3 separate regions of the Homo sapiens genome follow, and regions 2 and 3 are each linked to region 1. Evidence: chromatin contacts called from ENCODE Hi-C or POLR2A ChIA-PET data. All regions are on one chromosome and are shown on one strand. Each heading gives the region's core, a stretch centred on a gene start or an enhancer-like site at or near the end of the contact. The rest is flanking DNA. Distances are from core to core; before and after follow the strand shown. Region 1 holds the start of CCDC157 (coiled-coil domain containing 157). Region 2 overlaps ASCC2 (activating signal cointegrator 1 complex subunit 2). Region 3 holds the start of SMTN (smoothelin).

Region 1 (3,915 bases), core at 1,144-3,643:
AGAACACTCTTGTGTACTAAACAGCTTCAGGTGCAGCTAACTACTGGGCACTTTCATCTCTAACCTCTTTCCTCAGGAATAGCTACCCAGTCACCCATGCCAGAAAGTTGGGGGCTCCTCTCTCTTCCTCAGCTTCCACACTCGATGATAATAACGTTTATCAAGTTGGGCACAATGGCTTGCACCTATAATCCCGGTGACTCAGGAGGCTGAGGTAGGAAGATTGCTTGAGCCCAAGAATTCAAGGCTGCAGTAAGCTATGACTGCACCACTGCATTCCAGCCTGGGTGACAGAACGACACCCGGTCTCTTAAAAAAAACTTTTATCAAGCTATGAGTAGATCCCAGGTATTTTTCCCAAGCACTTTAAATATATTAACTCTTATAACCTTTAGAAGAAGCCTATAAGATTAAGTACTCTTTTTTTTTTTGAGACAGTCTCTTGCTGTCGCCCAGGCTGGAGTGCAGCGGCATGATCTTGGCTCATTGCAACTTCTGCTTCCCAGGTTCAAGCAATTCTCTCCCGAATAGTGGGGATTACAAACATGCACCACCACACCTGGCTAATTTTTTATTTTTAGTAGAGACAGTTTTGCTATGTTGGCCAGGCTGGTCTCAAACTCCTGACCTCAAGTGATCTGTCTGCCTCGGCCTCCCAAACTGCTGGAATTACAGGCGTGAGCCACTGGACCCGGCCAAGAACTCTTAATATCTCCACATTACAGATGACAAAACTGAGAGATGGAGAGCTTAATGTCCAACTGGCAGAACCAGGATTCTAACACACCACTCTGGCTGAAGAGCCTGCCTACCCCCTCTGCCCTAATCTCGGCCAGGCCTTCAGCCTCTTTGGAATAGCGTGACTGGCCTCCCCTCATAGTGATTCTCCACACGTCTGCCTACCTGAATTTCTGAAACACAAATGTCACTATTTGGCTTAAAACACTCCCTTTTCTTCCCACTGTCTACAAGGAAAAGTTCAAATCCTAAGTAAGAATCGCATCTCCTGCCACTACGCTCCTAAGTCTATGCTTCAACACTTGTTCATTTACTCTTGATCAGAGACACCGTTTGATTCACCTCGGTGTCTTTGCGCATATTATCTGGCTATTACCTTATTTTCCCCCAATGCCTGGGAAAATGCCAGGGACACACGGGCACTTAAATATTTGTGGAAAAGGCATGGCTTCTTCAGTCATGTTCCCCCCCCCCGCCCCCCTTATTCTGAACCCAAAGCAATGATCAGCGTATGTGTTCAATAAATATTTGCTGGATGAATAAAGGATGCTATTTCCCTTCCCTAGTCACCTACCTGGCAAACTCCTATTCCTTCTTCTAAAAGAAATTTACCTCTCACTCTTGTGGGCTTCCCTACCTTAATATCCCTTCTAGCCCAGCAAACAATGTTCATTAGATTTGTACCTGAAACTTCTATCACAGGGCATATCACACCATACTACAATGGTTTGTGCACATTCGAGATTGGAGAGCTTTATTAAGGGCGGGCTGGCACTGTATCATCGATGGCCATTGGGACAACAAACATTTGGTGAGCATTCTCATATGTCTGTCTTCTCGTTAGCCTGTGAGCTCCCTAGGCAGGGACCATGCCCCATTCATTCCGGTAATGTGGGAGCCTGGCACGGTGTCTGGCTTGGGGCAGACACCGAAATAGATGCTGAGAATTAACATCCAAAGATGTACCGTGCAGGCTGGGAAATTAGCCATTACTGGGGAAAGGCTGTGGCCGGCGGCCCCAACTGCTACATAAGATCAGAGGATGGGCTGGATCAGCGCCTCTCGCACTTATAAATCAATCACCTTAGGATTTTGTTCAAATGTAGATTCCTATTTAAAAGATCTACGGCGGAGACTCCACATTTCTAAGAAGCTCCCGGCTCGTGCCGACGGGGCTGCTCCGCGGACCACTTAGAGAATCCCGTTCAGGGTGGCTCATTTCGCTACCAGAACACCACCATAGCGCGGGAAGCGCGCAGCCTCTTGGGACTTGCAGTCCCTCCAAGCCCTTCATAGCGGCCGGCCGCTTATTCCTGTGCGAGTAAGGAGCGCCCAGGCCAACCCTCCGGCTGCAGGCTGAGGGGCGGGGGAGAGGTACCTGTTTGGGCTCCGTGGGCACGGGCGGCGGCGGGGGCACCGCCTGCACGGGTCCGGCCGGCATGACTGCGACGCTCAGGGCTGCCAGTCCGCCTCGGTGTCGGTGAGCGGTGCCGCCTCAAGACAGCCTCCCCGCTCGGTCAGTACGACGAGCTCGCAAGATGGCGGCGGCCGAGCGAGTTGCGGCCGCGAAGGTACGACTGGCGCACTTCCGGGACCGTCCCCTCGCCGTGACGCGCTTCCCGCCCCTCCCCGCGGGCACCGCGGCGTCCGACGCCGTTGCCAAGGCAGCGGCCTGAGCGCCCGGCTAGGGCTTTTCGGGGATCCCGGTGGCCGCAGGCGCACCGGGGGCAGTTCCGGGAGCCGACCAGACACGAAGGCTGAAGCCGCGACGCCGAAGACAGGTGAGATGTTGTACGTCACCCGCCGGACCCCCGCCGCACTCACCTCGCGGCTCCTTTACTCCACAGGCCAGTACCTCGCTCCCTTCGACCCCGCCTTCCAAGAGCCCAGCTCCCTCCCATTGGTCTCTCATTTAGGAGAGCCCCTGTCCCCTCAGGCTCACCGCCTAAGAGCCCCACTTCCCTACTCCCTTAGTCCCCCCTTTCATTTCAGACCCACATCCTCCAAGCCCCGCTTCCAAATCCTACGCCCTTAATTCGCTTTTCCCACGGAACCTGCCTTTTCTTGCTTCCATCCCCTGCCTTCCGTAGTCCCGCCCTCAAGCCCCACTGGGGGCCTCCCTCTCAAATCAAGGCTGCTGCTTTCTTTGTCTTTCTTTTTTCTTTTTTTCTGAGACAAGGTCTTGCTCTGTCACCCAGGCTGGAGTGCAGTGGCGCGATCTTGACTCTCTGCAACCTCCGCCTCCCGAGTTCAAGCGATTCTCCTGCCTCAGCCTCCCGAGTGGCTGGGACTACAGGCGCCCACCACACCCGGCTAATTTTTTTTTTTTTTTTTTTGGCATTTTTAGTAGAGACGGGGTTTCACCATGCTGGCCAGGCTGGTCTGGAACTCCTGACCTCAAATGATCCGCCCGCCTCGGCTTCCCAAAGTGTTAGGGTTACAGGCGTGAGCCACCGCGCCCGGCCAGTTTTTAAATTTTTTTTTTTGTAGGGACATGGGAGGACGTCTCCCTATGTTGCCCAGGCTGGTCTCAAACTCCTGGGGTCAAGCGATCCTCCCGCCTTGGCCTCCCAAAGTGCTGGGATTACACGCATGAGCCATCACGCAGGGCTGCTGCTTTAGGCTTCACCCCTCACTCTCACAGATGCAGCCCTGCAAGCTATGCGGCTCGCTCCCCAGAGGCCTACCTCGAATCCCGCCGGCTTCTCTCCCTCTCCTGCGATTCCCCCCTCTCTCCTTCCTCCTCTCCTCAACTCTGGAAAGCGGGGAGCTGGCTCCGAACCTGTTCCTGGACTTCAGTTTCCTCACCTGTGAAATGAGGGAGTGATAGGAAAGGTTGCTCTCTCAAGTCTTCCCCCTCCCCCCACACACATCGTAGCTGTGTGTCATGGTTGTTATTAATGTAGAATAATGATAGCTGGGATGTATTGGTCATTTACTATGAGCCGGATACTGTGCCCAACACTTCATGTGTTACGTCATTTATTCCTTATAGCAACCTATTTACAAATGAGGACAGTGAAGTTTGGAGTTGGTAGAGTGGGAATGCAAGTTCAAGCCAGTCTTATTCCTCTACTAGTGCAGTTAGTTATTTTGCCCTCAGTCCCTTCAGTATCCCCAGGGATCCAGGCAATTAACAATCTCATGTTTGAGACTGACATCTGCCACATAGCTGGT
Region 2 (4,236 bases), core at 380-2,879, 560 kb before region 1:
CAAGCCCTGGGAATATGCAGGTGCCCCTGAAACCTCGCCACCTTTCCCTTCCTCATCTCCTCAAGCCTGTCCTTCAAGGCCCAATTCAAACTGGTCCTTAGCAGGGTGACTCCTGCCTTTGAACTTCTAAAGAGCCTGTGGAAGCAACAGACTCCTACTTTTCCAGGTGAAGAATCAGGGGATCCAGAGAGGCAGAGCAACCCTCTTAAGGTCACACAGCTACTAAGAGCAAAGCCAGGGCCAGACACAGGTCTCCTGATTCAGGTCTGCTTTGCCACTTCCTGGGCTGTGTGACCACAGGCAAGTCCCTTAACCTCGCTAAGTCTCAGTTCCTTCTCTTGGCACCCACTTCCCAGGGCTGATGTGAGAAAGAAATGACATGTCGAAGCAGATCCAGCACTTTCTGGGCTCAACAAAGTGAATCCTGTTTCTTTTACTACAGGACTTTTCAGAGCCTTAATGTGCTCTGCGACTCCCCAAAAGGCAGACCAAGGGCACAGACACTTAAAATAAAATTTTAATTATTATTATTTTTTGAGACAGGGTTTCACTCTTGTTGCCCAGGATGGCGTGCAATGGTGTGATCCTGGCTCACTGCAACCTCCACCTCCCAGGTTCAAATGATTCTCCTGCCTCAGCCTCCCGAGTAACTGAGATTACAGATGCCTGCCACCATGCCCAGCTAGTTTTTTGTATTTTTAGTAGAGATGGGGTTTCACCATGTTGGCCAGGTTGGTTTTGAACTCCTGACCTCAGGTGATCCACCCACCTTGGCCTCCCAAAGTGCAGGGATTACAGCCACCACGCCCAGCCGGCACAGATATTTTTAGAACACATGTTGTCTTCCAGGGCACCATGGAATGGTCCAAAGGGATTAGGGGACCCTGCCTCTTGCCCACTGACTCCTTCACTGGCTATGATATACCTGTAGCACATGTATTGATGTCTCCACAACAGCCATGCTGCACCTCACCCATTCTCCAAACAGACCCTACATTTTCTTTAGGTCTTTCTACCTTTCCGTTTCACCCTGGAGCTCCAGGCCTGCACCCTGTGAGTTGGTTTTCCTGATGAGATATGAGGGGTATTGGAGACTTCTGGGAAAGGTATCCTAGGCTCTAGGAGAGACACAGGAAGACCTGGTCTGGACTATCTCCTGGCACTGTCATGTCTGGAAGCCATAGTAGAAACAGCTGCAGCCCCTCTGCAGCCTCAAAGGAAGTAGCCTGACCACGAAGTGAGGCCCCAAGAGACTGGAAAGATACATTCTGGATGATAGGTCAACCAAGCCTAGACGGCCCTACCTTACACCGCCTTGTCATGCAAGGGAACAGATTTCCTTACTACTTAAGCACTGAGTACAGCCTATCTGATTCAACAACGAACACATTTTAACTCCACTACCATCTGCAGCGTCCTACCTAATTTCTCATGGGATTAGGACATGTGTCCCTGCCGAAGTTCCTGTGTACCCCACCCCAGCACCTCCCACTCTGTCCTTACTTGTTTAATGGTCTTTCTTATGATCATTTGAGGGCAAGGCCGGGTATCCAGCTCACCCTGTTTCCCTGGTGTCTAGCATAGGATCTGGTGCTACTAAATCTCTTAATAAATATTTGCTGAATGAATAAATAATGAACACATGAATGGAGGCTTTGCCTCTTTGCAATCTGCAGCCCCTGGGCTACCCAGCACAGTGAGTCTCTCTGCGTGCCAGCCCAGAGGGCCCCAGGAACAAGGGCACAGTGTTCCAGAAACCTGGCCACCTCAATGCCAGCCACTCTGCTGACCCTGACAGCTGGGACCAGCCCCTTGGCAAATGCTCGTAGGTGACTTATGACCTAGGTGGGGTGAGATGAGACTTTACAATACCATGGGCCCTGGACAAAACCACAGATCAAGGTGAAAGGCCATATCCAGAGATGGCTAATCTCTGTGGGGAACTTACCAATCAGGCTTCCTGGATTGGAGCAGGGGGCCAGGCTTCTCGCCAGCCTGGAGGACCCCTTGTCTGCCCCTTGCCCACCGCTGGAGCTACAGAGGGCCATGCTGGCCTGGAATAGCGGCCACTGATCCAGGATAACATCTTTGGCCTGGGATCTGGGGGTGTTGCAATGTGTATGACTAAGCAGTTTGCAAGTGCTTCCTGTCCAGCCAGCCAGACGGCTTTGTAGTTGCCCTGCGCCAGTTCCCCAAGCCCTCAGCCAGCCAAGCTTTTAGCAGTGGACAGCCCTAGGGAGGGGTAACAGCACAGGGCCCTAACTGAAGAAGCAGCTGGCATTTCCGCCACTGGGGCTCCTACCACAGGAACAAGGCTGGCTGGTCTCCTCCCTCTCTGAACCTCACGGTCCCCATTCACGTGATGGTGAAAGAGCAGCCTGTACTTGTAAAGAAGTCCCCTGATTTCTAGATTCCATGCAGAACTTTGGGGGACTAGAATACATCTTATTTTGCTGTTCTCTACTTGGATGTTGTACTCTTTACCATGACATCCAACTCTCTGTCCCTCTGATGGGTCATCATTCCAACGCTGGGTGAACTCTCTTATTTTTTTTTCTTGAGACAGGTTCTTACTGTGTCACCCAGGCTGGAGTACAGTGGCACGATCACAGCTCATTGCAGCCTTGACCTCCTGGGCTTAAGTGATCTTACTGCCTCAGCCTCCAGAGTAGCTGGAACTATAGGCGTGTGCCAGCACACCCGGCTAATTTTTGTATTTTTTGTATATATGGGGTTTCGCTATGTTGCCCAGGCTGGTCTCGAACTCCTGGACTCAAGTGATCCACCTGCCTTGGCCTCCCAAAGTGCTGGGACTAGGCATGAGCCGCTGCACCCAGCCCTGATCTTTTCAAAACATAAAATATGCTGGCTTTGTCGGTTCATGGGACCCTTTGCTGTGCTCACTATGGCCTCGGGACCACTGTCCCTGTTGCTCTGCTTGGGAAGCTTCTCCTTCCCTCCTTTGCAGAAGTGACCCCTCCTCACCCTTTAGCTCTCGGTCCCATGTCATGTTCTCAGAGGAGCCTTCTTGACTGGGGTGAAGCCCTACCAAAGGCTCAGAATTCTGTGCACCTCCAGCTTGTAGTATTTGTTATACCTGCAATTTGATGTTGCTTGTTTGATGAGTTGATTAATGCAAACTCCACGTGGGCAGGGGCCGTGTCTGTTTCACTCCCCACTATATCCCCAGAACCTAATTAATCCAGAGCCTAGAATGCTGTAAGTATTAGACAAATATTTGTTGAATAAATGGATAAATCATGAACGGAATTTTCAATGCCAAAAAAGTAGGAAGGACATAAACTAAAAATAAATAGAAAGGCCTTAAAGTGGAATATGTTCACCTTCTGAAAAGCTCATTCAAAGTCCTTAATTTTCTCACAGCCTGGGGAAAATCAGGTCAAAGAGTGGTTTCTGGGAAGCACTGTCCACCAGTGATTTGATGGTTAACACATTAAAAGATGTAAGAAGAAGGGAAGAGGGGGATAGTTTTGGCCCTTCTGGCCTTTTGCTATCAACAGGGGGGATTCACTAACAGCCTCCCTGCACAGAGTCAGAACCTGAAGCCTGATCAGTAGAGAACCTGCTCCTAACCACTGGGGGTGCACAGGTCTAGGGTTGTGAAGGGATCCCTGTGCTGATACTCCATGGCCAATTCTGCGAAGATGGAGCCCTTGGTTTCCCTGTGTCCTCTCTGCACTTCCAGAGTTGGGGTATCGGAACCCCATGGCCCACTGCACTCACCTCTTGCCCTTGTGCACCCGGCTCAGGTCTACTGAGTCCCTGCTGAACACATCAAACTCGTCATTCTGGAAGACGTTGTGGCGAGACGTCAGCAGGGGTGTAGGGTCTGGTTTCATTTCTCTGGGTGGGGGACACAGAGATCAATTTAAGGGGGCCCTGCCAGCTGATGCAATCTGCACCCCACTTCCCCCTGCTGTATTAAATCCATCGGATTTTTCAGTTCCCTTCAACAGGCACTCCTAGGACACAATCTCAAAACCTTGAAGAGGGAGATAAGCTGCTGCCTGATCTGGCCTCTGCCTGGGTATGCAGCCACACCTCAAACAAAGCTCCCCCTCATTCTCTGCATGCCATTCACACAGGGTTTCCTTCTGTTTCTTAAAAGCGCTATCCCACATTTAATGCTCGTAATAGTCGCATAAGATCAGTAGTCACAGATCACTCAACCTCATTGTGCCTCAGAGGCTGAGGAACTTGTCCAAAGGCACAAAG
Region 3 (4,003 bases), core at 174-2,673, 720 kb after region 1:
TGGGATTACAGGTGCATGCCACTTGCCCGACTAATTTTTGTATTTTTAGTAGAGACGGGGTTTTTGCCGTGTTGGCCAGGCTGGTCTCGAACTCCTGACCTTGGGTGATCCACCTGCCTTGGCATCCCAAAGTGCTGGGATTACAGGCATGAGCCACCGCACCTGGCCCGTGCCTTGGTTTTCTGATGTGTAAAATGGGACCACTTCTCAGGGGTGTGGGGATGAAATGAAATGACACATGGAAAAGACTCTCAGTGTGGAGACTGGGCCTTTCCTTAGATGGGGGCTGGGGGGTGTCACAGAGGACCTGAACCGGGGCTCTTCTGGGTTAACAGGCTGAAACCACCTCCCCAGAATCCCACATTATAGTGGTTAAAAGCAGGGTCTGGACTCAGAAGGTGCTGGGTATGAATCACAGCTTTACTACTTATCAGCTGTTGTCCTCATCTGTAAAATGGGGCAATAGTCATGGTCTCATGTGCTTGTTATGGGCATTATATGCCTGGTACATGGCAAGTACAAAATAAATGATTTGTTATTGTTTTTATTTGACAGGACTCCAGACCCCATCCTCCCAACTCCACCCACTTTAGTCTCCATGGAGACCCAAGGGCGGCTTTAGGGCCTCTGGCACTGAAGATGGAATAGCTTTGCCTTGTGGATCTGACCTCCTGGGTACCCTGGCTGATTCCTTGTTTGGTCTTGGACATGTCAGCTCTCTCTGGGCCTCAATTTCCCCCTTTTGCTGAATGACAGCCTGGACTCCATATTCCCTATTTAGGACTCCAGCGCTCCTAAAGGCAGACTCTCAGGGCTTGGAAGGTAGAAGCATGCTACAAGAAGGCAATGTCTGTTCAAAGGTGTGTGGGCTGGGGGAGGCGTGCTGTGTGATTGATTCTGCTCCACCTGAGATGGTCCCGGCACTCCAACACAGGGTCAAGGTGCTGCCAGTCACTCAGTCCCTGCTCTGAGGTGGCTCAGACCAGGTGTCCCGAAAGCAGCCTAGGGACGGCGGCCAAGCTTAAACACTGACGCGAGAAAGGGGTGGAGTCGAGGGAGGGGACGTGGTCTCAGGAACAAAGAGGAGGGCGGAGAGGGGCTGTCCTGAAGGCTCTGAGACTCCTACGACCCCAGGAAACTTACCTCGGCTCGGGGCGCCCCCCCCGACTTGGCGCAGAGCCTGCGTCCCCCTGCCGATGCCCACCCGACTCGCTAAAGCCACCGAGGCAGACGACCCCAAGACTCCCAATTTCCGACCTCCCTGGCCCGCGAGGGGCGGGGCCTTCCTCTCGGGGCGTGGCCGTCAAATTGAATTTTCCCAATGGGGCACGAGAGTGGGAGGTACCCAATCGAGGGTTGGCTGGCGCGTCGGGGCAGGGCGGGGCCAGCCGGGCTGCTGGCGCGGCTGGACGGGCAGCTCTCCGCAGAATCCAGGGGACGGTTGCTGAGCGGGCCTGGGACAGCGGGTCGCGGCACCTCCGGCCTGCGCGTGTCTAATCCGTCTGTCGGGTCCCGAAAGAGCTAAGCCGAGCCTGCGCCGGACGGGTGGGCTGGACTGAGAGGTGGGTGTGCGGACCTCGGGGGGGATCCTGGTGCTGCCCCAACGTGTCCGGGGGTGGAACCCGGATGTCTAGACAGGAGTTCTGGAACGTCCAGACCTGGGAGCCCCCACCCATACGAGAGGTCTAAGCCATGGGATAAAGTTATGAGACTGTTGGGGGAAGACGCCCCCGGATTCCTAAGAGACTCCACGCCCCACAGGGGCGCTAGTCTGTGGCGGCAGAAACCCTGGGGAAGCTGCCACAGAATCCTGAGGCCCCTCACAATGTCCGGCGACCCCAGACTGTGTGACAGGGAGATTGGAGAAGAGCAGCGGCAGGGATCTTCTTATAATCCCATGGGTGTCCTAGATTAGGCATTAGGGTCAGCTGCCCCATAGAAGAACAGACATGGGGGGAATCAGAATGTCCGCAGAACCTAAGGCTGGTGACCACTGGACAGTCTTGAAGAGGTTTAACCCAGACAGAGTAACTAGGTAAGAGGCAAGGATCCTAACAGGCAGAGATTGGGAGGTTGACACCTCTGAGCCTACCAGGATGGGAGGGGGAACAAGCAGTGACTTGAACAGGCTGGGACCCACACACCCCAACTGTGTGGAGCGGTAACCCTCACCCCCCACCCATGCACCGTATGGGGTGACTTCCCAAGTGACTGTTCTGAAGAGAGGGAAGGGATGATTGAAAGATGAATCAACAGGAGGTGGGGGGCAGGCCTGGGGCCACACATTAGTCAGTCACCATACATTAACTAAGCATCCACAGTGTGCCAGACCAGGGCCCCTCAAATTCCAGACAGACATTAGTTGGGGCTACAGGAGGAAGGAGAGATCTGCGCTGGGAGGCTGGGCCAGGATTTAGGGGTCCATTTTGATGGGCAGCACTGGGGCAAGATGGGGCTCTTGCCTCTGTCACTGAGAGTGTTCCAGGCCCTTGAGGGCACTTTGGAAGGGAGCTTCGGAAGCCGGAGATGACGAAGATTTTGATTACATCCTTCTCTGCCCTCTAAGTCTTTGGCTTCCTCCTTGCTCAGTGACAAATCCTTGGCCCTCTCCAATCTTCTCAGTTTGCCTGAAATCCAGGGGTTGGGCAGGTCAGCTTCTGAAAGCCCTTCCAGGTGGGGAATTGAATTCTGTATGAATTGGCAGGAGGTGCTGGGTGCCTGGACACCTGGCTTCAGGAGGTCTGGACAGCAGAGCTGGCTCCAAGAATCGGAAGACACAGTGTACCTTCCTATACCTGGGGGAATGACAGTGGTGGTGGCAGCAAGAACTACGGGTTCAGCCCACAGCCAGAAGCTGAGCCTGCGGAGTGGGTGGGGGCTGGGTAGGCCCTGTGGATGGGTGGGTGGGGCAGGAAACTGGAGACTGGAGTGCACCCCCTGGTGGTAAGCACAGCTTGGGTGGGTCTTGCCAGGCCCTGGCTTCTCAATCCAGGTCCCTGCCCTCCCTGTTTTGAGGTTTAGACAGGATGAGAGTCCATCCCAGGCCACACAGCAGACTGGCGGCCAAGCTGGCAGGGCTGGAACCAGAGACCCCCTACCCTGGGTTTGGTGAGTTTTCCAGCAAACCACCCTAGGGCAGAGGGCAGCTTCCAGCCAGGAGCCACATTATAGGATGGGACAGTAATGGACGCTCCTAGGTTAGAGAGGGAAAGTAAGGCACAGAGCCTAAGTGCCTGTGGTTTCTGGAAGCCCCAGCATGCCTGATTCATGTCTGTCCCCTGCAGAATTCTCTGAGCTGGTGACAGGTGCCACAGGCACTGGGGATCTCACCAGAAAGGAACCGACGGAGCTAGGGGCCAGCGAGATGGCGGACGAGGCCTTAGCTGGGCTGGATGAGGGAGCCCTTCGGAAGCTGGTAAGTGGCCCCATCACCCACTGTGGGGACAGGAAAGCCAAGCCAGAGAGGCAGGGTCAATCCAGGGTACCTCTCAGCTGACAGGAAGAAGTGATGGGGGAAAGGTCAGGAGGAGGGGGACATGGGAACAGGGGTAGGCCAGTTCCATGTGGCTGATGCAGAGGCCCTTGTGGCATGTGCCTGTCCATGCCTGGTACTGAAGCCTAGTCCCTCCCAACCCTCCACAGCCACCACCTGTTTAAACAGTAACTGCTGTAGACTCGCCCGTATGCAGCCACAGGTGTGGGGAGGCTGGATATGCCTCTCCAGAGCAATAGCTCGGGCAATGCCCACCCCTGGAAGCTGGCCCAGTGATAATGGTAGCAGCAATGATTAATAATGCCAAGGCCTGGCAGGGGGCAGGCTGGGTACTGGGTATACCATGTCACAGAATAATCACAGCAGCTCTGAAAGCCTGGGCACTGCGACTCAAGAGAGTTAAAATCACCTGCTCAAGGACACCCATCTAAGAAGGAGCTGTGCCAAAATCCCAACCCCATAGTGGGCCACGGGGGACCAGAGTCCTGGGAAAGTCAAGGCTGGACGAGG

What was found. Hi-C counts contacts between places; a loop is a spot of excess contacts on that map. ChIA-PET counts read pairs that join two places held with the same protein, here RNA polymerase II (POLR2A). Pooled maps may share reads with other maps.
Region 2: a loop to region 1 is called in a pooled map, with 2.2 times the contacts of the local background. The contact joins the enhancer-like site here to the promoter of CCDC157 in region 1. A Hi-C loop is called at or near these places in 1 of 50 pooled maps. POLR2A ChIA-PET finds 5 or more read pairs at or near these places in 2 of 52 experiments (activated T-cell and common myeloid progenitor, CD34-positive).
Region 3: a loop to region 1 is called in a map of CD8-positive, alpha-beta T cell, with 3 times the contacts of the local background. The contact joins the promoter of SMTN here to the promoter of CCDC157 in region 1. A Hi-C loop is called at or near these places in 1 of 168 maps with a recorded cell type or tissue (CD8-positive, alpha-beta T cell), 1 of 37 single-sample maps with no recorded cell type and 6 of 50 pooled maps. POLR2A ChIA-PET finds 5 or more read pairs at or near these places in 1 of 52 experiments (HCT116).

The regions. Positions count from the first base shown.
Region 1 is chr22:30,354,614-30,358,528 of GRCh38, forward strand. It overlaps CCDC157 (coiled-coil domain containing 157), which reads left to right and starts at 2,394. Exons shown (of 12, transcript NM_001017437.5): 1 at 2,394-2,519. It overlaps SF3A1 (splicing factor 3a subunit 1), which reads right to left and starts at 2,281. Exons shown (of 16, transcript NM_005877.6): 1 at 2,117-2,281. The coding sequence starts at 2,179. RefSeq lists a silencer at 1,978-2,227 and an enhancer at 3,163-3,762.
Region 2 is chr22:29,797,247-29,801,482 of GRCh38, forward strand. ASCC2 (activating signal cointegrator 1 complex subunit 2) reads right to left here. Exons shown (of 20, transcript NM_032204.5): 15 at 3,745-3,864. Among named protein-coding and RNA genes, the nearest start is that of UQCR10, 32 kb to the left of the region's middle. RefSeq lists enhancers at 1,443-1,943, 1,944-2,444, 3,336-4,236. Within about 2 kb of position 1,630, at least 31 of the 41 ENCODE cell types and tissues checked have a DNase peak (open chromatin) inside an H3K27ac peak, as active enhancers do.
Region 3 is chr22:31,079,895-31,083,897 of GRCh38, forward strand. It overlaps SMTN (smoothelin), which reads left to right and starts at 1,424. Exons shown (of 21, transcript NM_134269.3): 1 at 1,424-1,562; 2 at 3,285-3,415. The coding sequence starts at 3,365. RefSeq lists a silencer at 1,306-1,465.